Regions from separate parts of the Homo sapiens genome. Here region 2 is linked to region 1. A link is a loop called in an ENCODE intact Hi-C map of the cell type or tissue named here. Cell type or tissue: heart left ventricle. All regions are shown on one strand. Links, peaks and the distances in the headings refer to the core of each region. The heading gives the core; the rest is flanking DNA.

The links. A loop is a pair of places that touch in the nucleus more often than their neighbours do. Peaks named below come from ENCODE experiments on the same cell type or tissue, not always from the same donor. Only the 100,000 strongest peaks of a DNase experiment are listed, where the experiment ranks them.
Region 2: it touches region 1 in a loop (2.9-fold over the local background); 6 of 110 quality-filtered maps call a loop at or near these places.

Annotation. Positions count from the first base shown.
Region 1 is chr11:93,317,146-93,332,045 of GRCh38, forward strand. It overlaps DEUP1 (deuterosome assembly protein 1), which reads left to right and starts at 13,597. Exons shown (of 14, transcript NM_181645.4): 1 at 13,597-13,627. RefSeq lists an enhancer at 13,236-13,737. In heart left ventricle, for the core only: no CTCF peak of the experiment used is centred there; DNase peaks (open chromatin) are centred at 13,406 and 13,763; H3K4me3 peaks cover 1,111 bases; H3K27me3 peaks cover 1,086 bases.
Region 2 is chr11:93,543,056-93,557,955 of GRCh38, forward strand. It overlaps SMCO4 (single-pass membrane protein with coiled-coil domains 4), which reads right to left and starts at 336. Exons shown (of 3, transcript NM_020179.3): 1 at 221-336. It also overlaps the pseudogene RN7SL223P. RefSeq lists silencers at 1-66, 197-246, 407-536. In heart left ventricle, for the core only: no CTCF peak of the experiment used is centred there; no DNase peak of the experiment used is centred there.

The sequences.
Region 1 (14,900 bases), core at 12,401-14,900:
GTGTGTGTGTACACACAGCCTTTACTGACACTGTAGTGGAGTTTCAGAAGGGAAGAGTAGGTAAAGCATGTTTCAGTCTGCCATGTTTCCATTTTAACCAGAAGTCCTTTGTTTTCTATTCTATCTTAAAATCTTGTCAACATTTACTCTGTAGTAAAGCAAATAGAACTGAAGTTATGTTTTTCATAATTTACATGGCTGATTTTATCTACTTTGAACAAATCAGATCTTCAGTAGTAACTAAATTATTTTTCTCTTGCACACTTGATTATTATCTTGAGACTTCTGGTGGATCATGCCCTCATGTCCATTGTCCTCCAATCTCAATTCAACATTTATAGCTGAGTAAACATTCTCCTCTTGGTAAGCACAGTTGTTAATTGTGTAAGCTACACATGCTTATTTTAGAAAGTTTTTAAAACATGGAAAAACACAAGTAGAAATTTTAAAATGCATAAATTAATATTCTATCAAAAGTAATATTTAAAACTCATTCTTCTTCTCTTATGTCTCACTAGGCTCATTCCAACTGCCTAACATATCTCTGTAAGAACTATCAACATTTCGGTCTGTAGGTTTCAAGAAATCTTTATGTTTTTACCCATGTATGCAAGGTTAGATTGCTTTCTCCCAAAACAGAATCATGTTATACATATAGATATAAAACTTGCTTTGTTTTTTTACATAATAATATATCAACGTTTTCTAGGTGAAAGGTTAGAACCTAACCCCCATCTCCTGAGTGTGGGCTGAACATTGTGACTCACTTCTAATAGACAGAATGTGGCAGAAGTTATAGTGTGTGACTTCTGAGACTAGATCATAAAAGACATTGCGGCTCAATCCTTGCTTTCTCTCCCAGATCACTCACTCTTGGGGGAGCCAACTTCCATGTCGTGAGACCATTCAAGCAGCCGTAAGGAAAGGCCAACATAGCAAGGAATGGAGGCTTCCCGTTAATAGCCAGTGAAGAACTGTGGCCCTTTGCCAATGTATATGTGAGTGAGCCATCTTGGAAGTGGGTCCTTGGGCCTCCTTCAAGCCTACAGATGACCGTAGCCCTTACTGACACATTGACTGTAATCTCATGAGAGACCCTGAGCCATAACCACCCACATAAGCTGCCCCCTGACACCTAACCCATAGAAACTGTGACATAATAAAAGGTGTTACAAGCTACTGTGTTTTGGAGTAATTTGTTACACAGCAGAAAATAACTGATACAGATTTGACACCCCAAAATAGGTGCTGTCATAATAAATACATAAAACTGTGGATGTGTCTTTGGAACTGGATGTGGGCAAAAGCTGTAAAGGCTTTAAGGGAGAGTATTAGAAAAAGCCTAATGAAACTGTTAATAGAAGCCTGATGGCTATAGGAAGGCTAAAGGTAAAAGCTAAAAGAAAAGTTAGAAAAAGTTTATTGGAACCTGAAGAAAAGGGATCCTTAGGATATAGTGGCAGAAATTTTGCAATACTATTACCTGTGGTAATGTGGAAAGTAGAAAATATATCCAATGAACTGAGTGATCTTCCCAAGGAGATAGCCAGGCAAAGTGCTGAATATTTCACCTGGTTTCTTCTTGATACTGAATGTGAGAGGAAGGAGATAAACTAAAAGAAGAATTGCTAAATGTGAGAAGCCATTACTTGATAGTTTTGAAAATCTCCACCATCTCTAGATGGCAAACAAACCTAAAATAAAGTCATGGCTTCCCAGCAAAAATCAAATTCAGGGCACTGATGGAAAGATATGTTCCAGAGATGAAGATGAGAGTGTGGCTGCAAAATACTTTGTTTACAACCTCAGAAAGATGTAAGATGGTGCCTCTGAGAACCACTCAGTGAAACAACAGAGCTTTGAACAAGCTTAAGGGTATTGTCCTTCCACAGTTCAGCAGAAGCCCAAAGTAGAGAATAACTTTCCTTGAAAATATTTTGGGGTATGACTTTTGTCTAATGAAGTGAGCTCAAATAAGGTTCATAGGGGATTCAGAAAGTTTCTAAGAATAATGATATTGACAGAAATGCCATCAGCTTAGACTGAAGGGAACAGAGATAGTACACAATGAAAAGAGGTATTTGAAATTCCAAAGTTTTCCTGAGAAAACGGCACAGCTCCAAAACAGTCTATCTTTCAAGAGGAAGGAAAGATTAATCAGAGGAGAGAACCAATAAACCAAAGGATACAGCCAAGAGCCATGGAGAACCATTCCTAGGAAGTTCCTTGAGTTAGAATCAAGAAACATTGAACATGTGCCTGGGTGGATTTCAGAATTGCTATGGACCAGTGATTGCTTTAGGCTTCCCATTTTTCCACTATTTGAACAGGATTGTCTACAGTTATCTTATGCATGTTGGATGAGTATGTGGGTAACTTGTCTCTTAAACCCACAGGCCTTGAGTTAAAAGGCACTGTACTCAAGGAGCTGCACTTAAAAAACACTAGAGAAGCCGCATTCACATTTAGGTCTGATTAAGATGGCAAATTTCTAGACTTTTAGCTGATGTTGTAAAAGATTAAGACCTGGCACTGGGAGTTGGTATGGAAGAGGGTGAATATATTTTCCATGTATGAAGAATGTAAATAATTTGTAGCCAGAGGACAAAGAGGAATAGTTTTAAAATATGTCCACAGATTATTCAACACTTCTCCCTCCAAAAACTGAAGCCTAATTTGCCACCTCTTGAGCTTAGACTGGATTTGGGGATTCAGTGCTAATTGACAGAATATTGTAGAAATGATATTGTGTGACTTCTGAGACTAGGTCATAAAAGGTATTGCAGCTTTCTTGTTTTTAATTAGTTTTTAAACTACAAATAAAAATTGTATGTATTTACCATGTACAACATGTTTTTAAATATGTATATATTGTAGAATGGCTAAATTAAGCTAATTAACATATGCATTACCTCACATACTTATTACTTATTATTTTTTTGTGGGGGCAGCATATATCTTTCTCTCTTTTACATGACTTTCTCTGCAAGAAGTCAGTTGCCATGGCATAAGTATGCTCAATTAGCCCTATAGAGAGGTCCATGTTGTAAGGGACTAAGGTCCTCTGCCAACAGACATGTGAGTGTAAATATAGGAATATACTATTCTGTTGCACTCCTCCTTCCCTTTTATGTGATTATAAACAATACTGCAGTAAACCTCTCTGGCTCCCTCTCTGTCCCTAAAGAGAAAATATATCATTATGTTCTAAAGATATCTTTAGATCTAAAGATATCTTTATGTTCCCATGATATTATTTCTGTAAGATAAATTCTTAGAATTGCTAGCTATGCACATTTTAAATTTAGATAAATATTTTCAAATTACTCAAATATTGCCAAAAATAATTGTAATAATTTACACACCTCCAAACAGTGGATGAGAGTATGCCTGTATCTTTGCCAATTTTAAATGTTACTAGTCTTTCTAATTTTTTGCAATCCTATAAGAGAAAGTATCTTATAATTTTATTAATTTATATTATTTAACTATTGGTGGCAGTGAACATCTTTTTGTATGTTTGTGGTTTGAAAAAAGTACTATAATTATTTAGATGAAATTCTCTTTGCATGCTCCTAACCCTTGATCTTTCTTCTTTCACAATGCCTAGCATATAGTTAATGTTACATAAATATGCAGTTTTGAATAAATGAATGAGTGAATATATAAAATTCAGACATGCAGAAAGTCTTCACTTAACCCCCTAGTTTTGACTTTTAACTGGGCAAAAATACTTTAGCAATCAATTAATTTAATTATCTTTTCACTTCCCCTTTATCACTATTCAATATATACCATTCAAGTGTCTTCTGGGTAAGCTCTTTATCGTTACAACTTGTTCTGGCTAATTTGTTTCTAAAGGAAGCCATATACTTATTCTCTCTGAATATTTTTTAAAACAACAGAATAGTTATATAATAAATAATAGTAATAATAGCAATAACAATAATGACGCTACCTGATAGGTGTGTTATATACATAACTGACCTAATTTAATCTTTACTACAGTCCTGTAAGTATTGCTATTCCCACTGTAGAAACAAGGGAACTAATTTTTGATGAGGGCAAATAAATTAGCCATACTCATTTAGCTATTAAAAGGCAGATTTGGGATTCAAATTCTTGTTGTCTGAATGCAAAGTCCACATTCTTTCTACAATGCTCAGCTGGCTTTCTTAGAAATAAATCATTTGTAGAGTTGTTTTCTCATATTGTATGTTCAAAAAAAAGAGGAAGATTCAAGAAAAGAAAAATATTCACAATTTTAAAAGATGTAAAATGAAATTAAATATTTTTTCCTGCCTGGGAGGGCTTACTGCTATTGATTCTTTTTTCAATCAGTACTGGAATGAAAAAAAAGATTAAGTAAGATGAAAAAACATTTTCCTTTCCTTCATGGTTTACAAACTTAATTCAGCTATCAACGGGCAAGTGACTGATACCTAGTTAAAATAAGAAAATGCAATTGAAACATTTAATCATGAAAAGAGAAAGAAAAGGGAATGTGGTTTCTTCTCACAATGATTGCTCTCTATCATCTGAGGATTTACGTCAAGCTGAGGAATTTCTCCCAGTCAGTTCAGAAATAGGACTGCATGGTGGATTTTAACACAACACTGTGATAATTAGACTGATGCCTTCTTTACAAAGCAATTTACACACTTTCAGAGATAATCTGGGTTTCTGGGTGTTGAGGTCACCTCAGACTGAAGATAGGTATCCTTTTCAGGTGACATTCTGAAATGTTCCAACAGAATGATGTAAATTTACTCTTTAGAGAAGATAACTCCCCAAAATTATCAAAAGTTGTTTTCTAACAAGGTTTTTACAAAATCATTGCATTTTGAAGTGCAACCATATGGGGAATAAATGCTACTGTATGTGAGGACATTATGAACTAGGTTTCATGTGTAAGCAACTGAAACATGTCTAAGAGTTTTATAATCTTAGTCTGGGAAAAGGAAAAGAAAAAATTGTTGTTGTTATTTTCTACTGTATGTGGCAAGCTCATGTTCCTCAGATGTGTCCTAGAATAATGTTTTATAATAGGTATTACCACATATATTCAACAGCAGCAGCAACAATGCTAACATGCTTTATACCAAAAACAAAAAAAAAGGCATAATGGTGGCAACATGACGAGTGGTCTTACAGCACAAACCTAAGTAATGAGGACACTGAGAGTCATTTTTCTTCAGCCTGCATGTTGTTCCACCTGATCATTGAAGGCTGACACTAAAATGGGTAAAACATTGGTATCTCTCTAAAACAGGTGCCGCAGTCTCAAGGTAATGACAGAATGTTTATTTATTAATATTTGTTTGAAGTATTTGCTCATATATTCCTAGCTCAATTTTATTCAGCCAACTGCATATTAACATTGTTTATAGGGTAACCAGAAAACATGACACTCAGAGATATACAGAAATTAATTCTCAATTCATGGAAGTCATTTCAGTAAAATTAAATAATAACAACAAAAATAACAGTTGAATTTCCTAATACAAAACTCTTGTTCTAAATGTATTTTAAAGACATGTTCTCTTATTTTATAAGTGGCTATATTGTATTCTTTAATTTTTCTCGAACATCACTATTTATAACAGATGGAATCTGATCTTGAATCATTATTTATTTAACTCATTCATAATTTCCCCATTTTGTTTCCAAAAATAAAGAGCTGAGGAAACTTAAAAGATGTTTATAGATAATGAAATATTTTTTAAAAATTAAATAATGTAAAAAGGACTTCCAATTCTGGTAGCATGTTTGATTAGATACGCTGAACAATCTAATTGAAACAAATAAAACATTATAAAAATGTAAATATCTTACTGAGTTTGAATGAAATAATAGAATCAATAGATTTCATAACCTAAGTTATGTGAGAAGTGAGAAGAGGAACCCCAACAAGGGAGTGAATGCTAAAAGAAACTTTTGCTCTGAGTGTTTCTGCTTACACTGTGGTGGCTACGTGCAGAAGGATAATAAGACATAGGGCCCAAGACCAGCCCAGGTGAAGATTTCAACAGACTTCTGCATAAAACTGGGATTCCAAAAGCCTACCTTCACTGTAAAAGTAAATAAGATCAGGCACAGTGGCTCACACCTATAATCCCAAAACTTTGGGAGGCTGAGGCAGGAGATTCACTTGAACTCAGAAGTTCAAGACCAGCCTGGTCATCACAGAGAGACCTGTCTCAACAGAAAATAAACAAATCAGCTGAGCATGGTGGCATATGCCTGTGGTCTCAGTTACTCAGGAGGCCGAGGTGGGAGGATTGCCTGAGCCCAGGAGGTCAAGACTGCAGTGAGCTGAGATCATGCCACTGTACTCCAGCCTGGGCAATAGACCAAGACCCTGTCTCAAAAAAAAAAAAAAAAAAAAGTAAATGAGTCTCAAATCGTGAACCTTAGTGTATGCAAATTTAAAAAATATTTAGGAGGCCAGAAGATCCCAAAAGAGAATGGAGAATGTGACAAAACATCCTAACTGTATTACAGATTTGTAAAACAACTTCACTAAAAGAGGAAGACGGAAAAGGTACTGATTTAAGTAACTTTGGAAATGAGTGAAATCTATTGAGGCTAAAGGCAAAATTTACTATATATATGCACTGTACTCTAATTGATAATGTCCTGTTCCATATGGTACAGGTTAACAATTCTGTTAGTGTTATACACCTATACAGCAGTTGTGCAGTTAAGTAAATGGATGGAAGATCATGGGAAGCCACTTTTTTACCATTGGAGTAGGAATTTACAGATAAGTAAGGGGAAGAAGCTAGAACAATCTGTGTAACAGAGTTGGAGATAACAGTGTGAACTCATGTCCTTTTAGCTTAGATAAACTCATGTCTGTTTAGATACAAATGGTTACATATAGAAATACTTACAGTTATTTGTATATACAAAGGTCAGTATTACACAAATATATTTCCTTGTTCTGTCAGCTGAGAGGGTTTAGGAACAAGAATAATCAAGTCGCAAGGAGTGTTCCTAGTGCCCAGGTACTGGTTTATAATTCATTGTTAATAAGTGCTCCCTGAAGACAGAGCTGATTGCAGGAGCAGGAAATATACATATACAAGATGAGACTGGGACATCCTATAATGATAGAAAGTAATGAAGTTCTCAAAACCAAAAATCCCACAATGATGAGGTATGTCAAAGGAACATGGGAGCCAACTGGAAGAGCTCCCAATGACCACAGCTGGAATAATATGAGAAACTAAATTTGTTTATTTTCTCAAACAAAGTAGCCTTGGATTATAATTCAAAGTATACAATAAATATCCATGTGTCCATACTGATATAAATAAATGTGGGAGATGAGACAAATCTTCCATGCAGAATTCCAAATAATTGATATATACACTTTACCCTTTGGAAGGCAGAGCATAACTCCCTACCCCTGAAGCGTGTGCTGCACACAATGACTTCCATTCAAAAAGTACAGTATGGAAGTGGGGGAAAGAGTAACTTTACACCGGAGAGAGCTGACAAACACCATCTCAACCCGATGATCAAGGTCAACATCAACAGTCATAAATCAAGTTGATAGTATGTACCCTTGATACAATGTGATGAAAATGGCAGTTAATTTCTGTGAGTTTCCTTCCAATCTAATCATGAGAAAAACTGCAGACAAATTTCAATTAAGGGACATTCCATAAAGTACCTAACAGCTCTCTTCAAAACTGCCAAGATCATTACAAAACTCTTGGAAACTGTCACAGCCAAAAAGTGCCTAAGGAGACATGACCACTATTTAGTGTGGTGTCCTGCAACTGAAAGGACATTAGGTAAAAACCAAGAAAATCTGAATAAAGTATTAATTTTGGTTAATATTATCAGTATCAGTTTATTAATTGTAACAAATAGACCAGACTAATGTAAGATGTTAATAATAGAGGCTACTGGATGTGGGGTAGATGGGAGCCCTCTGTACTATGCTAATAATTTTATGTAAATCTAAAACTGTTCTAAAATAAAAAGCTGATTTTTTTTAAAAAGGCAGAAAAATTCAACAGTAGAAAACATGCCTATTTTGACTTTGGCACTGGGTGAAGAAAAACTAAGAAAAGGAAAAAAAAAGTTTTGGAAATTTGTATCATAAGCTGACTCTAACACTTATTTTTCATTCATCATATTACCTGTGTTGTCTGGAAAAGCTCCTGTAAAAAAAATTAATGTAAAGTAGTTTAGAGTTGGTGATACCCCCAGACAATTCTCATAAGAAAATGCAAAATCAAAAAATTCAGCCTCCATCCTGGCCTCAAAGATGTCCCAGAAATAAAGCTTCCCCTCAAAAGTATCTCATAGTTAAAAATTATAAACCCACACAAGAAAAAAGACAACATGAGTAAGAGCTAGCAGTAATATATCCAAAATATTTTAGAGACTGGAATCATAACACGCAAAATAAAATAGAAAATTCTTATTAATATGCTTTAAAAGTTGAAATAAAAAAGTAAAAGAGAAGCTTGAAAATTTTGGCAAAGAAATGGAAGTTATATAAGATGACAGAGATTACCTGCAAAATCAACAAATTAATTTTTTTAAATTTCAAATTCAACAAATACTTTTTGAGTTCTTCCTATGTGCTAGGGCATGTATTAAATACTTGCACATATATTATCTATTTTTACTTTCATAACAACAAATAATTCTATTAATAAGTACCAAAGTTATAAAAAACTTCATAATAAAATATTTTATTATTTTTCAATCTGGATACTTTTTTCTGTTCTGTTTTCCAATTCACAGGTTATCCCTTCACCTGTACCAAATCTATCATTATTCATATCTGTTGTGTTCTTATTTTTGGTTATTAGTAATTTTTTTCTAGTTTTAGAATTTCTATTTTTCTTTTTGTTCTGGCCTTTGTATTTGAGAAGTTATTTCTAGGAAAATTCCTGCTTGCTTCTTCCAGGTATCTTAACCTACCAGTCTAGTATGACCCTATTCTGAGTTCAAAGATGGAGGTTGTCCCAAATTACAGATGATTGCAAGCTGGCTGTGAGTCAGTAGGAGTACCGATTTATTTCCACCTCACCATTTTCCTGAGGGTAAAGTCATCTGGAGCCCCAGCTTAAAGACAGGGGATGTTTATTTATTTATTGAGCCCAGGCTTTGTCTTCTGCCCCTTTTTTTCACAAGACTATCAAACGGCTGCTCAGTTTTGCAGCTGTTTCTTCCAGAGCATCAAATGCCTTTGAAAGCAGCCTTAAGTGCTGGGCTCACTTCTCTAGGTTCATGTCTTTTCCTATATTTTGACCCAGTAATTTCCATCATATTAGCTAGTGACCCGAAAGGTTTCTGCAGAGTTGAGCTCAGAGAAGAAGTTGACCCAAGTGAAAAGAGGCCATTAAGCAGGCAGGCCCAACTTTCCTCTCTGGTTACAAATTTGTTTTTCCCATTAGGGCCCTTTCACTTCAACATTGTCCTAGTCATGAATGGCTCCAGGAAATAAGTATTACATCTTTAAAACTTTAGCTCACGACTATACAAAAATCTTTCTCCTTTAGCTCCCCTTAATATCTGAAAAAGGATGACATTTTCAAAACCACAGTGTCGAAACTCTAAAAGTCCATAAAAAGTAAAAGTAGAGAATTTTAGAAATCATAATAGCCATTTTTTCAAAGAATTTGGCTTTGTTTTCTGATCCTCAAGTGAAACCTGGCGCTTCTAAAGTCCCATCAGGAGGAGAAGCAGCCCTGATAGTGATGATTGACAGGCCTAGCAGGCATGACACAATGAAAGGCCTCATGCTGCCTGGTTAAGGGCTCAAATTTATGTATTTCTCTTCAGACGTCTAATGCCTATCGCAGCCCAGAGCAGGTTGGTAAGGATACTGAGGTAGGACATTTTCAAAATCTCTCTCAAATCACCCCCAAATAATTAAGAATCTCTCTCTTTGCATTGCCCTTCACACTTTAATGAAGAGCTTTAGGACATTGACCAGGCACCCATGTTCTCCAGCTTCCCTGTCCAATATGATAGCCACCAGTCATGTGTGACTATGAAGCACCTACATGTGGCCAGAATGAACTGATTCAGCTTTAAGTAAAAACTATGCAAAAAATATATAAAATATCTCAATAATTTTTATATTGACTAGGTGTTAAAATGATATTTTAGATATATTAGATGAAATAAATGTGTTATTAAAATAAACTTTATCTGTTTTTTACTTTTTAAAATTTGACTACTAGAATATTTAAAATTATACAAGTGGCTTGCATTATATTTCCATTGGACAGTGCTGCTCTAGGTGATCTTAGTTCTAAATACTGAATCTCTTCCTGCTGAATGGTTATTTTCTCAACTAGAATGTGTATTAAGCATCTCCAGAAAATTCCTTTGAAAATGTTTGCCATTAACTAACAATGAGACTAATCAAATAATTATAACTCTTTGGATCTGAGTTTCTTCACATCCAAAATGAAGAGGTTAGACCAGCAGTCCCCAACCTTTTTGGCACCAGGGGGTATGGTTTCAGGATGAAACTGTTCCATGTCAGATCATCAGGCATTAAATTCTCATAAGGAGTGCACAAACTAGATCCCTGGCATGTGCAGTTCACAATAGGATTCGCGCTTCTATGAGAATCTAATGCCACCACTGATCTGACAGGAGGCAAAGCTCAGGCCGTAATGCTTGCCCGCTGCTCACCTCCTGCTGTGTGGCCAGGTTCCTAACAGGCCACTGGCCAGTACCAGTATGCAGCCCAGGGGTTGGGGACCCCTGGGTTAGACTGTATCTCCTCTACAGTTTCTTACAATTCTATGATTATTTCATCATAATTGTTTTAAAAAAATTTTTAAGGTATGTTCTATGCATAATGGTATACTTAGTTTTTAAAATTATAATGAATATATATAATTTTTAAACTTGCTTTTTAAAAAATATAAAAATAAATATTTCCTTGTTGATACAAAGACAGACATGAAGTTATTTTATATAGCCACGCATATGCTAAAGTTGCACATTCATTTACTATATTGCTATTATAAATTTTCCCATGAAATGATTTTGTTATGAAGGTTTTTAAATTTTAAAGGTTTAGCCTATTGCTTTATTATTTATTCCCTATAATTGGTCCCTTAGCTTTTCTTCCAAAGGTCATCCTTATTCTTCATCCATTTATGCCCCCTATATTCTCCTTTGACCATTTCCGGTTACATTTTATCTTATCCTCATTTTGCCATGTCCTCCAATTTTCTTTCATGACTAAGCTCTCTTGTCAACTCTCACTAACCCTGTTTAGGAAGATTTCCACCCTGGCCACACTCTTCCTCTCCTTTAGACTGGAGCTTTCCTGGTCTCATCCCTTTCAAAACAAACTTACCTGAAAATATCTAATAATAAGGACATTTCAAGGTGAATTCAAGTCTTTACTGTTACTTCTTACTAGCAGGGTAGGGAACAGGTATTTGCATTTTAAATCTTAACTCTCATCCTGAAATGAAAACCTTTATTCGTATTAAATTGAATGGGATGTTCCTATTCTATATTTAAATTTTCCTAAAATCCATTATAGTATGTGTCTTCTTAAATGTTTTTGCAAGCATTCCCCTGCACCTATTCTTCTATGTGAAAACATGAAACCTGGCCGGGCGCGGTGGCTGACTCCTGTAATCCCAGCACTTTGGGAGGCCGAGCCGGGTGGATCACGAGGTCAGGAGTTCGAGACCATCCTGGCTAACACGGTGAAACCCCGTCTCTTCTAAAAATACAAAAAATTAGCCGGGCGTGGTGGCGGGTGCCTGTAGTCCCAGCTACTCGGGAGGCTGAGGCAGAAGAATGGCGTGAACCCAGGAGGCGGAGCTTGCAGTGAGCCGAGATGGCACCACTGCACTCCAGCCTGGGCAACAGAGCGAGACTCCGTCTCAAAAAAAAAAAAAAAAAGGAAAACATTAAACCTACAGTTTGCTAAGGAAGATCCTGACTGCTAAAGAAACCGACTCAACCTTAATGTTTGGAGAACACTGGATTTGGAGTAAGATGATCTAGGTTTACATCTTGATGTATCATCCATTTCAAGTGCAAATCCATGGACAAATCCATGGACATATCCTTCATTCTCTCTAAGCCTGGGTTTCCTAATCTTCTGAAAGAAGCTATTAATAACACCTGATACACTTGCTGAGTGTATTTCTGAGCCTCTAAAGAAATAATGAACATGGAAGCACTTAGCAATGTTACATAGCCTTAGTGATCTTGGGCATCCTGAGATTTCATTAAATTTCGTTCCTAGTTCCATTTTCCCTTCCTTGGGTTAGAAAAAATACATTGACCCATTCAATTCAGATAAGAATAAAGAATATACGCGTTTTCAGAATAATGAAAAGTTTCAAGTTAAGATAACACAGTCACTCTCTTCATGCAAACATGAGAGCTATGAAACACCTGTTAGAACTGATATCCCAGGTGACCGTATACAATTCATCTATGAAGCTCAATTTGTCAAGAAACAGCATAATGGTTTTATAAAATTCAGATGGGACCTGGACGGAGGGATGTGGGTGCGCATTAAATTCATAGAATATTAAAGTAGCAAATTAGCGTTAAAGTGATGAAAGTAAAGTGCAAATAAAAGACTTTAAGAATTAAGTAGTCGACTCCATGTGTTAGGAAGGAATTATTTGGTTAAAATAAATCAAATACAAAATTCAAGTGCTTAAAACAAATCACTCAAGATGTCAGTTGGAAAACATATATTCTTTCCTATTATTTCCTCTATGAAATGGAGACAGAAAATCTGTCATCAATGACTCTTGGAATTTGGTGGAAAAAGGAAAGAATCTGGAATCAGTCCCGTTGAGTTTCGTTCCAGCTTCTCCTCTTAGAAGCTATTCTCTTCTCCCTGAAGGGAGGCAACACTGTCCGTTCGCCTGACTGGCAGTGTTTTAAGGACCCATCGCGCTTGACGGGAAAGTCAGGTACAAGCTGATGCTGTTATCACCACAGGAACCAGGGGCTGAGCGGTGAAATCCAGCTCCTCCCAGCTGGAAGACGCTAGGGTGAACGGAGATAAAAGCAGTTCTCTTTACCCGAAGTTTATTTCTTTTTCATGCCACTTCAAATTTGGGTAAGAGGAAAGAGGGCCAAGGGGATTTAAGGAACCTGGATGATGAACTCCCCAGCGGTTTACAGTTCCTTCGTGATCTATTTGGTTCATTCATTCAACAAGTATTTCCGGGCTGCAGCTTGGGTGCCCAGCCTTGGGGTAGGCAGTGGGACTACAAAGAGGAAAGGACCCAGAATAGAGGGGGCACTGGACGTATAACTGCGGGACAGCGAGGTCGCGCTCGCGCGGGGTGAGGTTGGAGGCAGCCGAGGAGCCGCACAGGGCAGCGCCTGCCGCCGCCGCCGCGCCCATCCCCCACTCCGACGGCCACGAGTTCGGGCCGCGACGTCCCCATGGCAACACGCGGCGGCGCCGCGCGCGGGGAGGGAGAGGCCCAACTGCCTCGTTGGTCGCGCGGCGGGAGGGCCCAGGCGGCGGGAGCGCGGCGGCGGGTGGCGGGGCCCCTTGGGGCGGGCCTGGCGGGGCGGGAGGTGACATACGCGGTCCTGCGCCCTCGCCTCAGACCTCTCGGGCGAGCGCGGCGCAGCGCAGGTAATGGCTCCTGGCCTTCCCGGCCCCGCCTCGCCCCTGACCCTCACCCAAAGGCCAGGCTGCGCGGGTCCTCGAGCGGGACAGGGGAACCCCAAAAGGGCGGCCGCTCTGCGGGAGGCTGGGCTTGAACCGAGCGCGGGTCCTGGAGGGGCGCGTGGCGCGGGGACAGAGGCTGGGAGGGGAGGCCCGCGCTTGCAAATCCAGAGCAGAGCTGCGCCCTAAGTTAGAAGGACTGGGCTTCAGTTGTGTGGCCTTGGGCAAGCCACTTAACTTGTCTGTGCCTCAGTTTCCCTGACGTTTAAGTGAGATATTTGAGAATCTACAAAACCATTTATTGGTCTGCTCCTTCTGGTCAAGTTTTCCTTCACCATCCCTGCTCCTCTCCGCTCTGTCTCTCTTAATTCCAGGGTCTCTCTTAAAACTCTTCGATTTGGAAGTGATGTGAGCTCGAATCTTCCTCCTCTTTCTACCTCCTTGAATGTTCTTTAATTGACTTTTATTCAGTGATTCGGAGGAGTTGAAGTCCTTTTCAATACTTTCTCCAGTTATCGTCATAGATTATTTTTTAACTAAAATTGTGTTACTGAGAAAAACTTTTTTTTTTTTTTTACTTTAGGCAAATGCTAACATCCCTATTTTGTCAAGAGGTGAGCCAGTGCCCATAGAGCCATTGAAGAATTTCAAGATTTCTTTTTAAAGGCATTCTTAGCCTTTTTGTCCTAAATCTCATAGTTATAGTCATCCTAACAAAACCCAGATAGGGCCAAAGAAAGAATGTACTCAAATAAAGGCACACCTTTAGGGGAACCACAAGAATAGAAAGTTTGAGAACATCTGGCTAGAATTTCTCTTTTAATGGGAATTCTGTTTTACTCATTCTCATGTACTGAGCCGTTTGCGAACAACGTAGTACAAGCTATTATTCAATAAGTAGTAAATGGATGCTCATTTTAGTCCGTACCACATATTTCAATAAATCACTAAGTCAATATCGTAAATGCATAGGGGTCGCTAAACAAAAAACTCAAGTTTGGGAGGCCGAGGTGGGTGGATCACGAGGTCAGGAGTTCGAGACCAGCCTGATCAACATGCGAAACCCCGTCCCTACTAAAAATACAAAAATTAGCCGGGCATGGTGGCGATTGCCTGTCCCAGCTACTCAGGAGGCTGAGGTGGGAGAATCGCTAGAACCTGGGAGGCAGAGGTTGCAGTGAGCTGAGATCGTGCCTCTGCACTCCAGCCTGGGCCACAGAGCTAGACTCCGTCTCAAAAA
Region 2 (14,900 bases), core at 3,358-5,857, 220 kb after region 1:
AGTCCCTCGGGCCCCCAACCCCGCCCGCACGAGTTGCGCTCGGGACCCGCCGGGCGCCCAGGCCTGGGTCAGCAGCACTGCGCGGAGGCGGAGCCGGCGTGGCGGGAACCGTACTGTCCCGGCGCCGCACCCCCGCCCGGTGCCCGGTGCCCCGTGCCCCGCGCCCGCCCGCCGGCTCGCCCGCCCCGCCGCCGCCGCCGCCGCGCCGCTCCCAGCCCACCTGCCCGCGGGCGCCGCCGCCGCCGCCGCCACCACTGCCGGGAATACGTGGCAGTGGCCGCCGCCGCTTGCGCTCCCCGCCTCGCCTCTCCTCTCGGCGCCCGCGCGGGCGACTCTGGCGCGCCAGACCGCAGCGCCAGGCGCCCTCTGCCGCCGGGAAGCCGAATCCTCCCGTCCTAACCCTAACTCGCTGGCTGCCCCCGCCCGGGCCTCGGCTCCCGCCCCCTCTTCCCCGTTCCCGGCTCAGACTGTCGCTTCCGAGCGACCTGGGTTCTCGCCCGGCCTGCTGCTGCCGCTGCCTCCAGGAAGTTCGCCCTGACCACCTCTGCAGGCTCAGCGCGCTTCCTCCGGCTCCCGCGCAGCGGGTGCTTAAGTCACCCCCTTGTTGATATATTTCCTGCTTCTTTGAACGCCTCGCCCGTGAGATAGCAGAATCGGAAAGGGGATAGTTGGAGGCAAACGCCATGTCTGTTGTGTTCACCATTCTCTCCTCCAGGGCAAGGTTAGCGCCCTGTCTGGAATACTGAAGTGCGCAATAAATACTTGTGAAGAGAGCAAACGAGTAGATGAATGAGTTGAGACTTTTACCGCTGTCTACCCAAGTAGGCTTTGAAACCTCAAGCGGACAGAGATCCTGACCTGGATTTGTTTTTTGTAACTTACACGTGCATATGTGTGCGCAGCTCAGCATAAATAAATGAGATTCACAATTCCCCACCTCGGACCAGCGCCAAATCCGCAAGAGGCCCACGGCTAAATGTTATTCAGGGCTTTTGGTCAAACACGTTTAGGTTTGAGATCTACCTCTTAAAAGCTGGGCAATCGCGGGAAAGCTCATCTCCCTGGCCCACAGTGAACACGTCTATAAATTAAGAATAATAAAACCTACTTCACAGAGTTGTGAGAATTAATTGAGATGGTGCACTATAAAGTTCTTTACGCAGCCCCGATGTGTGCGGTGGTATGTAAATGGTAGTTATTGTTGTATTACTACTGATGCAGTAGGTGATTTTAAAAACTATCTTCGAAATGTAAAATATTGACTACCTTTTCACCTTAAAACCTTTATATGTGTGGTATTGTCACCTGCTCAGCAAGGCCAGCCCGGGGAGCAAGGCCACTCCTGTAACCTCTTCCCCTCCACCGGTAAAAATATAACAAGTCTTGGGGTTTTTTTGTTCTGTTTTGAAGAATTGTGGAACCCACTCTTCTGCAGGTTTTCCACCTGGATTTCTGTGGCCAATCTCTTAATTAACAAGTTTTTATTTTAGGGATGTCAAAGACAGGGAGCCCTTTGAAAGCACCTGCAGTCTACTGGCTCTTCCTGTTTTCTTCCTGACCCTCTCTCAAACAACTTAAGGCTTTTTTTTTCATTTTTACAGGAAGTGTCCTTCCTGCTGCGTACAAAAGGCAGCAATGCAGTAGAGTGGGATCAGAGGGGATTGGGCTGCATACACCTTGGGCTTTCTGCACCTCAGTCCCCTCAACGGTAAACTGTGGAGAATAAGACCTTGTCACATTGGGAGATCATTCATGATCCGGTCTGTGAAGGAAATAAGGAAATACCTGAAACACAAAGATATTTAATAAAAGGCAACTATTGATCAGTTTATTTAGCATGTATTTAAGGAGCATCTTTTTAGTGTTCTATGCGCTGAAAGAATGAGGGGAACACGCGTGTGTGAGGTAAGTTTCCTACCTTCAAAGGAGTTTGAGCTGTAGCTCCACACTAGGGCAGAGGGATTGGGAGCATATGGGATGCAGCTAAATATGAAATTAGCAAGCCTCAAGGTTTAAATTGGGGCAGTGGTACTGCCGTGTGAATTGCTTTAATTCATTATCATTGTAAATGCCATTTTCCTCTAAATATTATGTACACAACTTCCCAAGGCCACTGCTAAAAATTAATGAATAATTTTATGAGGCAAGCAGAGCCACTGATGTAGGACTCAGTCCCTTAATAAGGTGACTCCACATGCTCCCTTATAGTAGTAATAACATAGATATTGTGTCTGTGAAAGTGCCATCCTTGGCTGGGCGTGGTGGCTTACCCCTGTAATCCCTGCACTTTGGGAGGCCGAGGTGGGTGGATCACCTGAGGTCAGGAGTTCGGGATCAACCTGGCCAACACGATGAACCCCGTCTCTACTGAAAATACAAAAACTAGCTGGGCGTGGTGGCAGGCACCTATAATCCCAGCTACTTGGGAGGCCTGAGGCAGGAGAATCACCTGAACCCAGAAGGCGGAGGTTGTAGTGAGCTGAGATCATGCCACTGCACTCCAGCCTGGGCAACAAGAGTGAAACTCTGTCTCAAAAAAAAAAAAAAAAAAAAAGAGAGAGAGAGAGAAAAGAAAAAGAAAGTGTCATCCTTTATAGGTTAGAGTTGTGTATCTTGCAATGCAAGTCTCAGAGGAAAAGTTTACACATTTTACACTAATGGCTTCTAATGAATCACCCCTACTGAGTTGTCCTTCTGTAGCTCCCTCCCACGTTGACCCTGGAGTTGGCCTTGTGACTTCCTTTAGCTACTGGGACATGAACAAATATGACACAAGCAGGGGCTTTCGATGTGCACTTGTGCCTTGCTCCTTGCTTTCTTGAAATGCTATCCTGAGACTGCCATGAAGAAACCTGGTCCAACTCCTTGAAGAGGAAAGACCCTGAGAAGAGAAAGCCTTGCTGTCCCAGCTATGCAGCCCACCAGCTCTCAGCCACATGAGTGAGCTCCAGGGAAAGCCAGCCAAAAATAGTCCAGCCAACCCAGGAATTGTGAGAAATAAAATGGTGGTTGTTTCAAATCACTAAGTGTTAGGGTGGTTTGTTATACAGTAATAGATAACTGACACACAGATCACTCACAGGCACTCCTGCAGTTACAAGTTCTAGATGAAATTCACCCAAGAATCAGTACTCTTGCTAGCGTTTTCTGTTATGAAGCATTCAGTTGAAGTCACTAAATCTAAGCTTAGCAGAGCATCACACTTCATGTAAATACCCTCTTTGAAAGTTCTTCATTGAATTGGTTACTGAGCCTAGTACTGTTTAAAATCCTTTGGCAGTCAACATAACAATGGGCTGGCAAAATCAGCTTGTAAGCTACCAAAAGCTTTAAACGTTAGAACTCCCTGGAACATCAACAGCAGGTATCATAGAGGTTAGGTGTGTTTATCTCTCCCACTTGATTGTAAGCTCCTTAATGACAATTACATTTATTGGCATGGTTTTATCATAGATCACGAAACATCAGAGATGGAGTTAGAGATCATCTAACCCACCACCTCATTTTACAGATGAGAAAACTGGGGCTAAGAGAAATCATCAGAGCCTTACAAATATCCAAGGTCCTGGAGCTGGCTCAGAGCAGAACTGGGATGACCAATTCACAGTTCTTTACGCTGTTAGTTGAACTCTTCTGTTTTTCCTTTGTGACATTTTTGCTATTTAAAATATTCTTCCCATGCTCAAAATATGTCTGTAACTTTCCTATGTGCTGGTGATAAAATCTAAACGATTATACATGGCCCCATGAGGTCTGGTGCAGCTTGCCCCTACAGAGATATTGGTACTGTTCTGCCCCTCACTCAGCACACTTTGCCCAACTGGCTTTCTTTCTGTTCCCCAAACCAGCAAGCTCTTCTCTTCTTCACAGAAAGCCCCTTCCACATGCTGTTCCTTCCACTGACGTGCTCTTTCCCAAACTCTTCACTTTGCTAAATCCCGCTTTCCAGAACCCATTAGAGTTCTGTGGTACATTATTTGGGAAATAATGTAAACAAAAAAATTTGGTGCACATAGAGGTAGCTCTCAGTCTCTTCAGCCAAGTTTTGGAAAGCTCAAAGACCAAACAGCTCAGGAATCTTATGGAGATTTGATTCCTAACAGACACCTTGTTGAGGCTCAACCAGTGGAACAAGCCACTCTGGTTTTTCTGTTTTTGCATCACTCCACTCAAGATTCCAAACCCTAGAAGAACGTCAGCCTTGGTTAGCTTGGCCACATGCCTACCCTCAGCCAGAGAAGAACAGGACACCTTGAATGAAAGCCTCCAAACATAATCATCAGGGCATTGTTACCAAAGAAGGGAAAGTTGATCAAGGATAACAAAACCAGTGAATGTCCACTACATAATCTCTCGGGCCTTGCCTTAAATGTCGTCTTCTCAGAGAAGCTTTTCTTAACCACCCCATCTGTTGCACGCTTTCATGACACTCCTTGTTTTTTTCACTGTTCTCATCATATTTTTATAGTTACATATTCTCATGTGTTTGTGTCTCTCGAATTCTCCCTCCACGAGAAAAGGGACTGCGTTTGCTTGCCCACTACTATACCTTCAATACCTAGCATGGAGCCTGGTGCATACAGGAACTCAATAAATATGTATTAAATCAATCAATAAATGAGCAAACAAATGAATGAATAATATAAGCCTTGTGAGTCTTCTGACTTAATCCATGTGATATTAACTTTGTAGGAAGAAGGAGAAAAGACAAAGAGAATATAATGAGTGTAGGCTGTGGAAGATTCTCTCTGCTGGGTCCCTTTGTGATGCTGTGGGGAGGACAAAGACTCGTGTGCAGGATAAATGAAGAAACACAACCTTGTGCATCAGAGATAAGCCATGTGTTGTGCTATGCTGTACTGTCCTTGAGGGATAAATTATGCAAGTAATGAAGTAAGAGGGGGAGGCCTAGAATGGTGGTCTGCATGTCTCAGAATGTTTGCAGAAGTAGGAACCCTCAAAACTGCTGCCTGACTGCAGCTGCCAGGAGCTGAGGTCAGGAATGTATGTTCATAAACCTACTCCCTTGGCCCCTGTTCATGCCTGGCTGTGCATTCTCTGTAGCAGAAGTTCCAGAGTTATCTGCCGATGGCTGCAAATCCACAGACAGGTTTTTCACAACTCAGAGGTAAAATGAGAGTAATCAGAGCAATGTAAAGCTAAATGTATGCAATTCTTGTATCAATGATTATTATATTTGTAATCATTTGGATGTGGGTTTTTTGTTTTGGTCATTTTTTGGCAAAATAAAAAGTTGACAGCCTCAGTTTCCATTCCCACTCCCAAAATGTTTTTGTAATGGTTTTGGTCTATGAAATCTGAAAGCCTCAGAAATTCTCACTTTATAATCTCAGAGACCTGGACAATCCCTGCAAAGGCTTCAGACCCATCAGAAAATCAACTGTTGTTGTTTTGTTGTTTCTCATGTTTTAATCATGTAGCCTGTTTCCTTTTCTGCCTCATACCTACTTGGCAGTCATTTAACTCCAGTGGTTAAAACATGGGGTTAAGGGGACTTCACTGCCAGAATCACATCTGTGGCTGTGGGTCAGGAGGGAGCTGGGCCTTGGTTCTGTCCTGTCCACAAGGAAGACCTGGACTTGAGGTCTGGTTGTTACCAGTGGAGGGTCCAGGTTCTTGGCATTTCGAACATTTGAACAAAGAACTGGAGAAAACACACAAACAAAGCAAGGAAAGAGTGAAGCAACAAAAGCAGAAATTTATTGAAAATGAAACTCTACAGGGTGGGAACAGCCTCAAGCAGGTGGCTCAAGGGCCCTGGGTACAGAATTTTCTGGGGCTTAAATACCCTCTAGAGGTTTCCCACTGGTTACTTGGTGTATACCCTGCATAAATAAAGAGGCTGAAGTGAAGTTGCAAAGTTATTTATTTGGTGTACACTCTATGCGTATGAAGAGGTTATTTCCTGTCATAGCTGAAGTAGAGTTACAGAGTTATTTACTTGGTCGTAGAAAGTTGGGGTTTTTCCGTTTGATTTGCTTCTAGGAAGTCCTTAGTTTTCCTGCCCTGAGACTCTATTCCCCTGCCTTATGGTCAGTGGCCATGAGTGTGTGTGTACACTCACATGCATGTGTGTGTACTTATGGCAGGGAGAGTCCTTGGGTGTCCCCAACACTCTTCCACCGTAGGGGAGCTACTTAACCCTAAGAGGAGATATTGTTCTTAATCCCTGTTTTACAAAGAAGGAAAATAAGACTTAGAACGTTTAAGCAATTCACCCCAAGCCTGGTTAAATACAAAGTTCAAATACTTAATTAACCTTAACCTCTTTGGTCATAGTTCAGGTGCTTGATTGGTGTTACCTGAAGTTAAATCTGATATGAATTCCCAGAAGCCAACATTATGGAAAGACTTTTCTAGAACTAGGAAAGAGGTAAAAAAAATTTTTTTGAGTCAGGGTCTCACTCTGTTGCCCAGGCTGGAGTGCAGTGGCACAATCACATCTCACTGCAGCTTCAACCTCCTGGGCTCAAACGATCCTCCTGCCTCAGCCTCCCCAGTAGCTTGGACCACAGGCATGCACCACCATGCTTAACTAATTTATTTATTTTTTTTTTTTTTATGTTGAGACAAGGTCTCACTATGTTGCCCAGGCTGTTCTTGAACTCCTGGGCTCAAGTGATCCTTCCACCTCAGCCTCCCGAAGTGCTGTGATTACAGACACAAACCATCATGTTTGGCCAAGAGGTAAAACTTACCCTCCCTAAGTTAAGAGGGAAAACTACCAGCTTCTTGGATTTAAGAAGCCGTAGAGCTTGAAGTCCTGTACATTTATGTAAGTATCAAGTGTTATAATAAAAATGTCTTTTTCTCACTGGTAGTAATTCTTTTAAAGACTTCAAACAAAATTATACCTATTCTTGGAAATTAAGTAAGCATGCCCATTTTCATAAAGCTGTGAAATCCCATATAAGGAAAAGTTTTAAGATCTCTGCTTTCGTTTGAAAAAAGCACCAGAGCGCTACTGAAAAGTTCAACCCAAATCTTCATGCTTACTGCCCTGTTTTCTGAAATTTAAGTCTCTAGCTAAAGAATGGGAAGGAATTCCTACTCTACCCCTGCTGCCGGCAACCAAAGCATGCTCTCAAGCCAAGAACACCAGTGAACCCTTTAAATTTCTCCACAACTTTCTCCCTGCTGGCAAATGTCAAGTTTCTATTTCAAAAGAAATAAGAGCGTCATTAACATGCCTGTCTTCATGCTCTTCTAACTCCTTTCAGAATTTTGGGGGGTTTTGCTTGAGAAAGTAAGACCACACTAAAATCACAACTCCCCAGGGTGTATCATTAAAGGTGGAACTCGGCCAGGCATGGTGCCTCATGCCTGTAATCCCAACAATTTGGGAGACTGAGGTAGGAGGACCGCTTGAGCTCAGGAGTTCGAGATCAGCCTGGGCAACATGGTGAAACCGCATCTCTACAAAAAATTTTAAAAAATTAAAAAATAAAAATAGCCAGGCGTGGTGGCACACCCTGGTAGTCCCAGCTACTTGGGGGGCTGAGGCAGGAGGAGCACTTGAGCTCAGGAATTTGAGGCTACAGTGAGCTGTTATCGCACCATTGCACTCCAGCCTGGGTGACAGTGAGACCCTGAATTTTTTTTATTTTTATTTTTATTTTATTTTTTCAGGGAAAGTATGTGGCAGAGAAGAAAAAACAAAAATGGAACTGTTGGTGTGTTTAGAAGGGAGCAGGGGAGCTCCACTTTTATTCCATAGGCTGTAAATAGCCCACTATCATTTTTAAATCCCAAAGTAAAAAATAACACTTAATTACCTTAACTTTCAAACCTATAACCACAAGATCTTCATTAGTGACTCATATACCAGCTGTACCTTTTGGTCTGGCACATTTTTTAACATCAAAGGTGTTTCCTATCAACTATGTCTTTTTCCCCAAGGGAGCTTCATCTTTATCAGAAAGCAATGAGAACGTTTCTAGTCTATACTTAACTCTTCAATCACTTCACATGTATTTACGGAACACCTAGTACATGCAGGCAATTTATCGAGTTGTGTGAATATAAAAGCAAAAAAGACATATACTCCTTTCCTTCCCTAGAGAAACTCACAGATCAGTGGAGAGAAAAAATGTATATAATTACAAATTTTACAAATGATGTTAAGCGTGCTGAAGAGAAAGAACAAGGTTCTATGAGAAAGTTTTATAAAGAGAACAAGTTTTATATTGAAAGGTCAGAGAAGACCTTTCTGGAAGTGATCTGAAAGTTTGACCAAAGAGATGAACAGGTATTGGCCCAGTGAGGAACCTCCTGGGGACGTGGTCCTCCTCACCCAAGGCTTCTCTATGTCTCGGACAATGATCAGGACAAGAAGTGCAACTTCTCGGTGCATCATTGCTTTCAGAGAGGAGTCTTGGGGCCCTGTCTCCCCAGAGGTGCAGAGGCAAGACAGGGAGTCCCCAGCTTCTTCCACAGGGGCTTCCTTCTCTATCCAACCCACACTCTGCTCTCTGAATTCCTGACTCCCCTCAGCTGCAGCACTTAGGTGAGTATTTTACTCCAGGTGAGTATTTTGCTAGTTCCTGTGCATATGCAGTCTCTGCACCTAAACTGTCAGTGCCTGGAGAGCGGATGGCTCTATCTAACTCTCCTTTTTTAATGCTCATAGTGTCTACAAGAGAACTTGATTCATAGCCACCATTCAACAAACACCTGTTTAATGGGATTGAATTTTCAGCATTTAGTAGTGTACTAAACATCTGATGTGAAATAAGAGCCAAATTAGGCAAAGTAAGCATGATTTAGAAGTGCAGAGATGGAAAGAAAATGGTATGAAGAGCATTGGTGTAGAAGTACTTCCTGAAACTTGAAGGAATCCATCTGGTATCGCTTTGATTGACTTTGTTAAGGACACAATTCCTAGGTTCTGAGACTCCTCAACTCTAAGATGCAACAGTCATTGAACAACAGTTTACTTTTTGAGGGGTGAAAAATGGCTGCTTTCAATGTTTACATATATTGAGAGCCATAGAGCCATATTCTGACTTTGGAAACACTAAAATGTTTCCAAAAAGTATGTTTTATAATTTAAAAAAAAGTCAGTACTCATCACTACTTTTTTTTTTTTTTTTTTTTTTGAGACACAGTTTCACTCTGTCGCTCAGGCTGAAGTGCAGTGGCACAATCTCGGCTCACTGCAATCTCCTCCTCCAGGGTTCAAGCCTTCCAAGTAATTGGGATTACAGGCATGCACCACCACAGCCAGCTAATTTTTGTATTTTTAGTAGAGATGGGGTTTCACCCTGTTGGCCAGGCTGGTTTCAAACTCCCAGCCTCAGGTGATCCACCCACCTCGGCCTCCCAAAGTGCTGGGATTACAGGCGTAGGCCACCGTGCCCAGCCACGTTATTATTATTATTATTATTATTATTATTATTATTATTATTATTTTTGAGACAGAGTCTCGATCTGTTCCCCAGGCTGTAGTACAATGGCGTGATCTCGGCTCACTGCAACCTCTGTCTCCCGGGTTCAAGCGATTCTCCTGCCTCAGCCTCCTGAGTAGCTGGGATTACAGGCACCCGCTAACAAGCCCGGCTAATTTTTGTATTTTTAGTAGAGACAGGGTTTCACCATGTCGTTTAGGCTGGTCCCAAAGTCCTAACCTCAGGTGATCCACCTGCCTCAGCCTCCCAAAGTGCTGGGATTACAGGCGTGAGCCACCGCACCTGGCCCACATTATTACTTTTAACAGGACTTTGTTTTCTCTTTTGCCTACCTCATGTCCACATCAATTTAATTTTTTTTTTGTAATAGTGCCTCAAATTCCTTTTAGGAAATTATTCTTCCTTATTATATACAGCCTGCTGGGTTATTTCATCAAGGTGTGCAACTTTCCCCTAGTGAAGGGATTGAGGGACACCCTACCCAAGCTAGACTATTCAGATGTGTCAACAGTGACCAGAACGTCAAAGGCCTGGCCACAGATGGAGCTTACTCATTCCAGGCATGGGATGTAGACAAGACTGTCCAGAGCTTCTGCTACAAAAAGCCTCTAAAACCACATGGTTCCAAAGTCCATTTCTGTTATTTACAGGCAAAGAATTCTAAATGGGACAGTGCTTTTTGCTGATAGTACATCTAAAACTGAAGTTCTTAATCTGAGGTCCAGAGACTTGGACATGGTTCATGGGTGGGTGTCAGGGTTCAACAGATAAGATATAATTTTTATATCTGCTGATGAGTTTATTTTCCCAGTGAGATGGTCTACAGGCAGCTTTGATCAGATTCTCAAAGGGGTCTATGGCTGAAAATGGATTAGAAACAATTGATCCCAGAGCAGGAGTTCTTAATAAGTCTGTGTATAAACTCAGATGGGCAAAAATTATATCTTTGTTTGTACTAACTTCCATTCATGGTTGCTTATTTATGAATGTTGGTAACAAACCACAGTATTATTAGCAATTCCCATGAATTTGCTACCAGTAGAAATCAGATATTTTCATATCATGTTACAGTGTTGCAGATCTCAAAACATAATTTACACCTTTCACTGCTTTAAAATTACAGTGTTAGTAGACCCAAGCTAGATCTTGTTATTCAATGTGTTAATAAAGAAGCATATATATTACTTGATCACCAGATACTTTAATATTTTAAAGCTGCATCTTAACATAACTGGTTTCCTTGGTAATCTGTATGCTTTAGTTTCTTCAAAACATTATTCTAAGTAGTCCAAGGGCTTCATCAGACTGCCAAGCCTATAATACCAAAAAGTCACTAGCCCTCTTAGGAAAATCTTGGTAGGACCAAGCCTCCTAGCCTTACCTTTATTTGCTCTACAAAGCCAGGTTCTATCTGGTAGTTCCTCTCCTTTCAATAACCTGACATCTTGGTTCCCAGCATTGCAACTTCTGAATACTTCCAAAGCAGCAGGCATTGCCTAAGTCCAGAAAAACACAAACTTATACAAACCATAGGACAAAACAAGAGCAAAAAGAGAGAGAAAGAGAGAGAGATCCAGAATAGGTGGATCCAGAGAGGCAGAAAGCAGATTGGTGGTTGCAAGGGCCTGCAGCGAGGGGGAAACAGGGAGTGACAGCTTAATGGGGGGATTGACCCCATAATGGGTACAGGATTTCCTTTTGGGGTGATGAAAATGTGTTGGAAATTGATAGAGGTGATGATGGAACAGCACTGTGATGGTACTGGATGGTAATGAATTACATATGGCAAAAAAGCTAATTTTATGTTCTACGAATTAGCATTCATTAGCTCAATAAAACAAAAACAAATAAGAAATAAATAAATAAAAGGCAACTCCATAACAAATTCACCTGGGAATTATGTAAAGTCCTACTTAGGGGAATAAAGAAAAAAATAATCCCAAAGTTTAACGGTATTCTATTTCCCTTTTTCCCCCTCAACCCACCCTCCCATCAAGTTGCTTCTGTACGCTGCAATTTGAGATCACTTACGAAATTGCTAATGTGTACTTTAGCCTACATATTAAATTCCGGTTTGCACTTATGCATATTAAAACACACCACTAAATACTCATCTGACAAGCTATATTTTAAACCCCAAACTAGGCTTTATTGTGCCTGGATGCATTTTTAATATACCCACTAAATTTCAGCCAGACTGAAGACTGGCTGGCAATAATGATTTATAAGGGAGGGTAGAGTCCCTCACTTTCTATCCCAGAGTCCGCTCCCACTTGAGGGTCTGGGGGTTGGCAGCCCCCTACTGCCTGCTGGCTCTGTGGAGCTTTTAGGAAAAGATTTCAAGCACGATCTCACGGCCTCAACCAGGATCTGAAAGATGACTGAAGGGCTTCCCATTCTGGTAATAGACCCCACCCAGGACCTCAGCATATCCCATTAGAGCTCGCCAGCCTCCAACACAGCAGGATTGGATTGGCTGTCCACCGGCCCCTCTCATATCCTCCTCCATCGTTCTCTCTCTGCCAGGCTTTTGAAGTTCCTTTTCCTGCTCACGAACCCTGCTGGCACCACATAGCCTACAGGATAGTGTCCAAGTGCCTCAGTCGGGAAAGCAAGAACTGACCTTTTTTTGAAGCCCCACACAATAGAAAGCTTTCATATCAAGCACCCCATTTAACTTCATGAAAACCACGACTAGGCTTATTATGGCCATTTAGGGATGAAGACACTAAGGCAAAAGATCATATAAAGTCACACAACTGGTCAAGCTTTCACCACATTTCTATTTCTCCTTCCTTTCCAACATTTTCTCTACCACTCACTCCTTTGTGTCAGCCAGGCAGGCCCCCTACTCACTGTCCCCTGACTGTCACACCTTGCCCACAGGGCCCCTCCACCTAAGGGCCTCCCCTTTCTGCATTCCAAATCCCACCCATTCCTCAAGGTTTGGCTCAAGTCTCCCCTTCTCCAAAAAGCTTTCTTAGACCCCAGTTCTCTCCCCATCCTCTGAATTTCCACTTATTACGCCACTACTCCTTGAACATATCCAGGTATTGCCTGGTGTGGAGTGTGTGTCTGGCCTCCTCCAGTAAAAACTAAACTCCCTGAGGACAGGAATTGTGTCTTATTCCTTTTGTATTTGCTACAAGTACCCTGTAGGATTGAGAGATCAAAACCGCTTGATTCTCTCAATCAGCAAGAGATTGATTTTTTTCAGGCCAAAGCATTGATCCTTTTTCCCAGTTTCTGTACTTCTCCCCTGTCTCCTGCCACATTCCCTACACAAGTCTCACGGGGCTCCCAGTCATCCTCTCCAGGCCGCCCTGCACAAGAGAGCCCCGCCTTGCACAGGGCTCCTTCCCTGCTGCATCATCTCCCCTAGATGCAGCCTGCTTCCTTTCCAGCTGGAGGATGAAGAAGGTTCTTTTTTCCTTTTACATGTCTAATGACATTGTTTTTTTCAGACAGGGACTTTGGGAAAAGTCATGGCAATGAAGTATGGAGCTTATTCAGAGAATGAGCAGGTTGTGTCCTATCTCCAGGTGTGTGACAGCTGCCAAGAGGGTAGTATGTGGACTGTTTTGGCAGGAGAAGGGGGTTCAGTGGTATTAAGCGCTCACAGGAAAGGACAGGGGCTTTGGGATGGGGGACACAGATGAAAAGCACTGTTGCCTGCATCATGTAATTTGACAGATACTGTAAGACTCCAGAGGTTCCCAACCATGTCCCTTTGAACTTATAATGTTTTCTTCTTTCCTTCTGTGTTCAAAATTCCTCACATTTTAGTTTTTCTCTGTTTTAGATGATGTGGTTAGCTAATATTTTGCAACAAAATTTATGTTTTCTTCTCTTTTTTTCTACCACGTCTTCTCCCACAACTTCCAAAAGTGCCTTATTTTTTCAGGGATGTGGCAGGGAAGAAATCAGGGATTAATCAGTAATATCTCTAGGACTTTGTTTTCCAAAGTCCTCTATCTTTTGAAGACCTAAGAGGGTTCACGAAGGAGGTTAAAGAAAGAGGCAATTCATAGAGTAACTTGAGCATTTGAATCAAGGCATTGGGAATAAGAAAGGATCCTCCCAAGACCATACAGCCAACCCCAGGCCAAGGCAGAAAAGAAAGAGGGTGTATGATTCCAAAGAGGAATAGTTGCAAGCTCAGATGTTCAAATGCCTTCAAAGAATCAGAAGGTATTATGAACAAATAAATGAGTAAAGCTGGTAAAGAGACAAGCGGGAGTGGTAAGGATTAAGTCTACCTGGGGTTTTATGTCCTAAGTATATAATTTTGTTTAAAAAATGTATACTATGCTGGTGAAAAAAACACATCTTGGGCTTCATTCCACCCACTGGCAATCTCTGAATCTAGCTAGTTGTGATAGCCTTGTAAAAGATTTTTGTGCCTCAAGCATGAAATAAAATCTGCAGAGCCAGCCACAGTGCTGTGCACCTGTAGACTAAGCTACTCCAGAGGTGGGGCAGGAGGATTGCTTGAGCCCAGGAGATCTGTGCTGTAGTGCACTATGCCAATGGGATGTCTGCACTAAATGCAACATCAATATGGTGACCTCCCAGGAGCAGAGGACCAGCAGGATGCCTATGGAGGGGTGATCCAGCCCGGGTCAGAAACAGAGCAGGACAAAACTTCCATGCTGATCAGCAGTGGGATCACATCTGTGAATAGCCACTGCCAGTCTGGACAACATAGAAAGACCCTATCTCTAAAAAAATAAATAAATAAATAAATAAATAAATAAATAAATAAATAAATGATACAGAGAGGCAGTAGTTCTAATACAGCCCTGTAGACAGCAGAAAACTGTAAACCAATGACCTGGTAACAAGGGAGACATCTCCCCACATCAGATGCCTGGGGAATGTGAATGACCATGGAACTGTGATCTAAATTCTGGGCTTGGAGGGGGCAGAGAAAGTCCAAGAATGGCTTAGGTTAAGTAGCCCTTCCCCAGCTACAAGCCCAGTGGGATGGGAAAAATTAGGTTAATTTATAAAAATATTTTAAAGGTACAATATTTGTGTATAAAGTTGAAATTCCTATAACTACAAACATTGAAGGATATGTTTGGGTTAATTCAATTCTCCATACATCTACTCTGCACTGCCTATATATCTCTGCTGTGTGTATATGTGTCTCTTACATAGATATTGAATTGAGTTGTACTGTAATGGATCTGTCCCATTTGAGTCTTGGAATAAAATAAAGCCACATCCTTGTGTTCAGAAGATGGAGTCACATTTAGAGTAATGGACACTTCTGGTGTTGGTGGTCCTGAGAAACAGTGGAACTTGGAAGAAGTGAGGGATTAGAAGACAGGACTTAGACCGGGGTAAGGAAAGAATGTCTTCCTTTCTCTGATATGGCTCTCTTGAGCTCAAGCTCCCACAAGTTTAGCAAGGCTTGAATGTCCTACCTGGTAGGGGGGATGAAAAATGACTCTTGCCATTTGAAGC